Regions from separate parts of the Homo sapiens genome. Here region 2 is linked to region 1. Evidence: chromatin loops called from intact Hi-C (ENCODE). Cell type or tissue: endothelial cell of umbilical vein. All regions are shown on one strand. Each heading gives the region's core, and the rest is flanking DNA. Links, peaks and the distances in the headings are about the cores only. Region 1 has its middle 5.6 kb from the start of TOPAZ1. Region 2 overlaps LOC107986081 (a long non-coding RNA gene).

Region 1 (2,907 bases), core at 296-2,795:
CTGCCTTGAACTGCCTAGCAGACCACTGGTACATCTCCCCTGGGGCTCCATTTCTTGCTGGAGGGGCTCTCTGTGGGGGCAGCTTCGGCTATGTGCCTTGAGGTCCCTTTGCCGCTCCAGCCTAGAAGTGGTAGTTGCTTTCTGCTGTTATTAATATCTGGGCACCACAAACCTCATTTGATTTCTCAGTTCTTCTATCCCATTCTCTGAAGTACATGCCTGTTTTGTTGGGAGTGATGAGGTTCAGAACATGCTACCCCAAAATATGGCACCTTGGCATTTGAGAAAACAGCAGAAGCAAGGTCACTTTCACCCTCCCCTGCCCTTTTGCCCTGAAACAGGCCATAAAATCCAGCTGACTTTTTCCTGAAGTAGGCCATAGACCCTCATTCCAGAGGTGCCCTTCCTATTCCTGGAAGAAAGCAATATCCTTATCTCTGAAGACACAGGGACACAGAGAAGAACGTGAACAAACAAGTCTTGCTAAGCTCTCCCCAGTTTATTACCATTAGATCACACCCCCTTTGTCCAATTATACTTCTGTACAACTGTCCACTCTTTAAGCATAAAAATACGCAAGTTTCACCATTTCTTTGAGTCTTCATTTCTGAAGGCTCCTGTGTCATGTAAAACTTAAATTTGTGAGCTTTTCTCTTGTTAGTATGTTTTTATTATAGGTGCCTCAGTCATGTACCTAGTGATGATTATGAAAATAATTATCTTCTCCCCTATGGAAGGAAATATTTTTTCATCCTTCGATTTGGGTCCAGTGTTTGGGGGTCTGCAAATTAACTGACAGTAGACATATTAATAGGAGAAAAGACAAAATTTGTGTAGTCACTCTGGATCCTTTAGATGAAACGGCTACTCAATCAGCCAAAGATAGTTTATATATCCACTGAATAAGGAGAAAGGAGGGGGAGAAAGGGCTTCTATGGAAGAACGAGTGGAAAGTTTGGTTCAGATGAAGTTTAAGCAATTACTAATTCCATTGATAATAGTCTTTTTTTCCGGCTGTAAATCATTCAGAGAGGGAATTATGGTGGCTGGTATTTTCTGGGAGGTCCTGCTTAACTCAGCAAAAGAAGTTTAGATAAGGTCCGCCCGCCTCCTGCCCTCATGGCTGCTGTTTGTTCAGATGGTTTTAGCTTAAAATAATCTTTATGCCACTGAGGGGCATTTTAGATTCCTACAGTTTAAAATACTTAATTTCTTTTTTCCTGGTAAGAGAGCCCCCTCTGTAGCTAAAGGAAGCTGGAAGAAACAGTGTGAAAGCAAAGACTTGTTCAGTCACAGTGGCAGAAGATGTTCTTTCACTGTCTTGAAATTGGCGTTTAAATAATGCAAGAATAAATTTTGTGTTCTCCCAAAACATGGTCACTTATCTTTTCTGCTAAACATTCCCCACATTTTCTCCAAGTTTGGCTTCTTATTCAATTTCTGATTGTAAATCATCTGCCTAGGAATATTATCCAATCCAATGTTCAGCAGACAATAACATATCGGTATCTCTCAAATGTTAAAAAAAATTAGTGATCCTATTTTACCTTGGAGAAAAATGAAAGGTTTCAAAACCTGCCACTTGTCTCAAGTAATTTTACGTCTTGAAGTCCAGACTTCGGAATCTCAATTAACTTTGTATCCACTAGAGGGCCCCAGATCAGAGCCGCCAACGATGACTCACCCTCTTTCCTCAGGCTGCAGGAACTCCAGGCTCTTTAATCTTAAGAGCCTCTCTGATTGTGTCATTGAGTCGGAAGAACTCAATTACTCAATGTAATAAGTCCAAAATGGAACACAATAGGAATCTGTGAGCAGAATAGGACCTTGAAATAATCTAGTCTAACCTCTCCGTTTTGCTCCTGAGAGGCAAGAGCAGCTAAGTAATTTAAAAACGCGGTGAATTAATCATTTCCTAAGCGTTTCCTCTTGGTTGCTGCCTAGCCGCCTGTGCTTCCAAACTGACCATTCTCCAGGAGGCAAGAACCTCTGGTCTGAGAGAGACGGAAGCAAGCTTATTCTACTGCTTCTGCACCCGCCCCACACCTAAGAATGCCTAAGGTGGATGTGCCCATACTCTGGCATCTCTGGAAAGGATCTTGTAATATTTATCCCTCTCAAATTTTCAAGTTGGGGCCGGGTATGGCGGCTCAGGCTTGTAATCCCAGTACTTTGGGAGGCTAAGACGGGTAAATCACTTGAGGTCAAAAGTTCCAGACCAGCTTGGCCAACATGGTGAAACCCCATCTCTACTAAAAATATGAAAATTAGGCCGAGTGTGGTGGCTCACTCCTATAATCCCAGCACTTTGGGAGGCTGAGGCAGGTGGATCACTTGAGGTCAGGAGTTCGAGACCAGCCTGGCCAACATGGTGAAACCCCACCTCTATTAAAAATACAAAAATTAGCTGGGCATGGTGGTGCACGCCTGTAGTCCCAGCTACTAGGAAGGCTGAGGCAGGAGAATAGCTTGAATCTGGGAGACGGAGGTTGCAGTGAGCCGAGATGGCGCCACTGCACTCTAGCCTGGGCGACAGGGCGAGACTCCATCTCAAAAAAAAAAAAAAAAAAAATTCAAGTTGGATTAGGGCCATCATTTCAGTGTATTATTTTGTTTGTTTGTGGAGGAGTAAATAAAGCTAGAAAAGATGAGGTATGGGGTAGTGGGGTGTTCCAAAGAGTGGCGTGTTCCAAAGAGTGGTGTGTTCCAACAGGAGATCACAGAATGTTTGACCCTGAGGCCAGCCTCTTCTCAGGAGGGGCTGTATATTGAGCCAAAGTTCAGGGACCTGGAGGAAGGAGAGAAGCTGAACCAAAGTGTGAAACATGCATTTTGTTCCAATTGGTCAGTGGGGACAAGTAGTTCAGCTAATGATTTATGAAGCAGAGTAAGATTGGTGTCTGGCCT
Region 2 (2,907 bases), core at 147-2,646, 380 kb after region 1:
CATTCATCCATCCATTCATCTATTCATCCATCCATTCATTACTATCCATCTATTCATTCATCCATTATTTACTTAATAATTACCTATCAAACACCTACTAGGTGCCATTAGTTTAGATAGATAAATGATAGATAGATAGATAGTCACTGCTGAGTTTTTTATCTTTCTTTCCCACTGACACCCCACTGAGGGTAGGAAAAGTGTCTATCCCTCTGGGAACTGTTCCTCTGGCCCAGTGAGTGGTACTGGCAGTCACTACTATCAATGTGGTGCGAGGAGAGATGGTTGTGGGGAGAGGGTTATCCTAGAAGTCCCATGGACGCAGCAGCATCTAAACTTGACCTTGAAGGAAGCATGGGCTTGGGGTTGGTCACAGGGGATCGCCTGGACTATCTGTCCTGCCAAACCCTAGGATAGGAGGCAGGCAGGAGAGTGTCTGTGTTGAGGGTTGTGGGGGAGACGAGTCCAGCCAGGACGCCCTTAGAGAAAGCATCCCTTCCTCTCTCCATTTACCATCTGGAGTGATGGGCACACTCATTCAGTTGCCCCCTCACTTGCTCAGACACAGGCTGCAGTGTGAAGGGCTTCCTGGCTACTAAGCCTCTTTAGCCAAGTATCCCCTGCCCTCTGAGCTCAGAGCTCCCAAATTCGTGCTGTGCTTTCAAGAGCCTGATTCACCATCCCTGCAGGTGCTTCTGGCAGTCCCTGGAAGGCGTCTCAGTTGTGGCTCACACACAGCCCAGCTGGCCATCGAAACCCGTAGGTCTACAGTACGGTCCTCTTCTCGCACTCAGTCCTGCATCCTCTGTGCCCCCAGGTTCTGCCAGCCGCCATCACTTCCTGCTGTCTTCCATCCCTGCCTCTGCTCCAAGCTCTTATTTCTCAATCAGTTAGGAACCTGGCAGGAGTCAGAAACTTCTAGTTATTTGAGGAGAGACAATTTAATGCAAAGAATTGTTAGCTGTGGAATTGAAAAGATTTAAAAGAGTACTTGAAGTTAGAACAAAGGCAGCAGCTGTAGGCAGCAGCCACCATCTCTGGGGCTGGAGACAACAAAGGAAGAGGTTAGGATTGTTAAAAGATTTGGAAGTTTTGAGGAGGGACCTGGAAGATAACTGGGGGTGAGGCTGGAGAGGCAGTCAGCTGGTGTTCACATTTCCCAGCTCATGAGACCCAGAGCTCTGAGGAGGGGATGCTGGGCAGCTTGTACGATGTCTCTGGCCAGGGAGTGGTTGATACATCTCATTCTGCAAAATGGAAAGTGGAAAAACTGCAATGTGGATTCACCAGCTGCTTTTGGAAGGAGCTGCTGCTGCCAGGGAGAAGAAGCCTTGCTGGGTGCTGCTCACAGAAGCAAAAAGCAGGCAGGGTGGAGCCGGTCCCTGCTTCCTCCTCCAGCTTCCATTTTCTCTAGCACCCCCTAATGGCAGAGCCTGTCAGGGAGCCACTGGCAAAGGAGAGCCCTGGTTTGCAGAGTCCTGCCCAGCATGGCAGAACCCAGAGAAGAAGGGCTGAGTTACAGCCCAGAGATATAGCTTAATACCAGCACTCCAGATGCTGAGGTGGCACCCCAGAGCCCCAGGGCGACAAAGCCAGAGAGACCTATGATAGTAGGGAGGATGATCTCTCTTATTTTACCCAAAGAGCTGCTGTGGAGCTCTTTCATCTTTCAGTGCTACAAGTAGGACACAGAAATGGGTCCTTGAGGGTGGGTTTGAGGACAGATGCAGATGAGTGACACCAGGAGGAATGCAGAAATCTGTCCTCCCTTCTAGGGATGGAAGTTGTGTAACAGGGACAAGCTTGTAACAAAACTGAAACACCCTCTAGAGAGAAATCATCCTTAGAGGTAAATCGACTTCTAGAGGCACATTTGACCAATTTGCCTAGCTTTTTGGAACCCCAGCAGTGGACAGAGCTGAGAGTCAAGGTGGGCCCATACAGCCACAATGGTGCTGTGAGGCAGGCAGTCAAGGGCTGTCCTTCCATTTCTAGAGCTAAGGAAACTGAGGTCCAATGGAATCAGCTTGTCAGATAAGAGGGTGGTGTTAGCTAAAGTCCTGAGCTGTTAGCGTGTTGGTTACTTGATTAGCTGATCCTGGCAAAGGAAGATGAAGATCCTGCTGGGCTCCCCATCAATTAATGGGGCTAGGAGCTCAGGCCAGCCTACACGCATCAGACTCCATGGTAGTGCTGGCTCTCCATCAGCACAGCCCCAGGTCGGGAACCTGAGGGCATGGACAGGCGCATCCCGTAATGGGCTGCTAATTGCTCTGATTGCAACTCCAGGGCAGTGTTTCTGGAACGGCAGAACTCTGACAGAGGAGGAAATACCAGCAGAACATTTTTGATGAATAATTCAGTGAGCTGAAATGGGAAATGAGAAAGTTTTCTTTCCACTAAAGTTGAATTTGAAAAAAAGAAAAAGAAAAGAGAAAATAATAATAGCAGCAAAGCTGAGCATTCTGGTCTCCTCACAGGAAAACTTCTTTGCATAACCATGAAGGACTGCTCTCTATGATCCACTCACCCCATCCACAGGACAGAAGCAGCGGGAGGAGCATACTCAGGTCACCTGGAACCGATGGTAAATTTGATTTCATCCCTTCCACCTTCCCTTTCAAGCATTTATTCTATAAATATTAATTGGGCAACAACCCAAAGCCAAGCACTGTGCTGGGTGTTAGAGATTCTGTAGTGAAGAAAATAGATATTGTTCTTGTTCTCATGGAATGTGTGTGTGGGCAGGGGCGGGTATTCAGACATTAGATTGAAAGTAACACTAGCCAATGATCTACAATTTGATACTGTATCAGTCAGGATTCAACCAGAAAGGGAGAAACTGAATATGTAGAGCAGAGGGAATTGAATGCAGGGAATGTGTTACTTATCTGGGTAATGAAAGTG

The links. Peaks named below come from ENCODE experiments on the same cell type or tissue, not always from the same donor. Only the 100,000 strongest peaks of a DNase experiment are listed, where the experiment ranks them.
Region 2: a loop joins it to region 1, with 15 times the contacts of the local background. A loop is called at or near these places in 1 of 110 quality-filtered maps.

The regions. Positions count from the first base shown.
Region 1 is chr3:44,234,879-44,237,785 of GRCh38, reverse strand. No RefSeq gene overlaps it. Among named protein-coding and RNA genes, the nearest start is that of TOPAZ1, 5.6 kb to the left of the region's middle. In endothelial cell of umbilical vein, for the core only: a CTCF peak has its summit at 1,664 (motif pointing right); a DNase peak (open chromatin) is centred at 1,765; H3K27ac peaks cover 397 bases.
Region 2 is chr3:43,854,377-43,857,283 of GRCh38, reverse strand. LOC107986081 (a long non-coding RNA gene) reads left to right here. Exons shown (of 3, transcript XR_001740673.1): 2 at 2,481-2,587. Among named protein-coding and RNA genes, the nearest start is that of ABHD5, 160 kb to the right of the region's middle. RefSeq lists enhancers at 234-733, 734-1,235, 2,061-2,562. In endothelial cell of umbilical vein, for the core only: a CTCF peak has its summit at 1,439 (motif pointing left); a DNase peak (open chromatin) is centred at 1,423; H3K27me3 peaks cover 1,989 bases.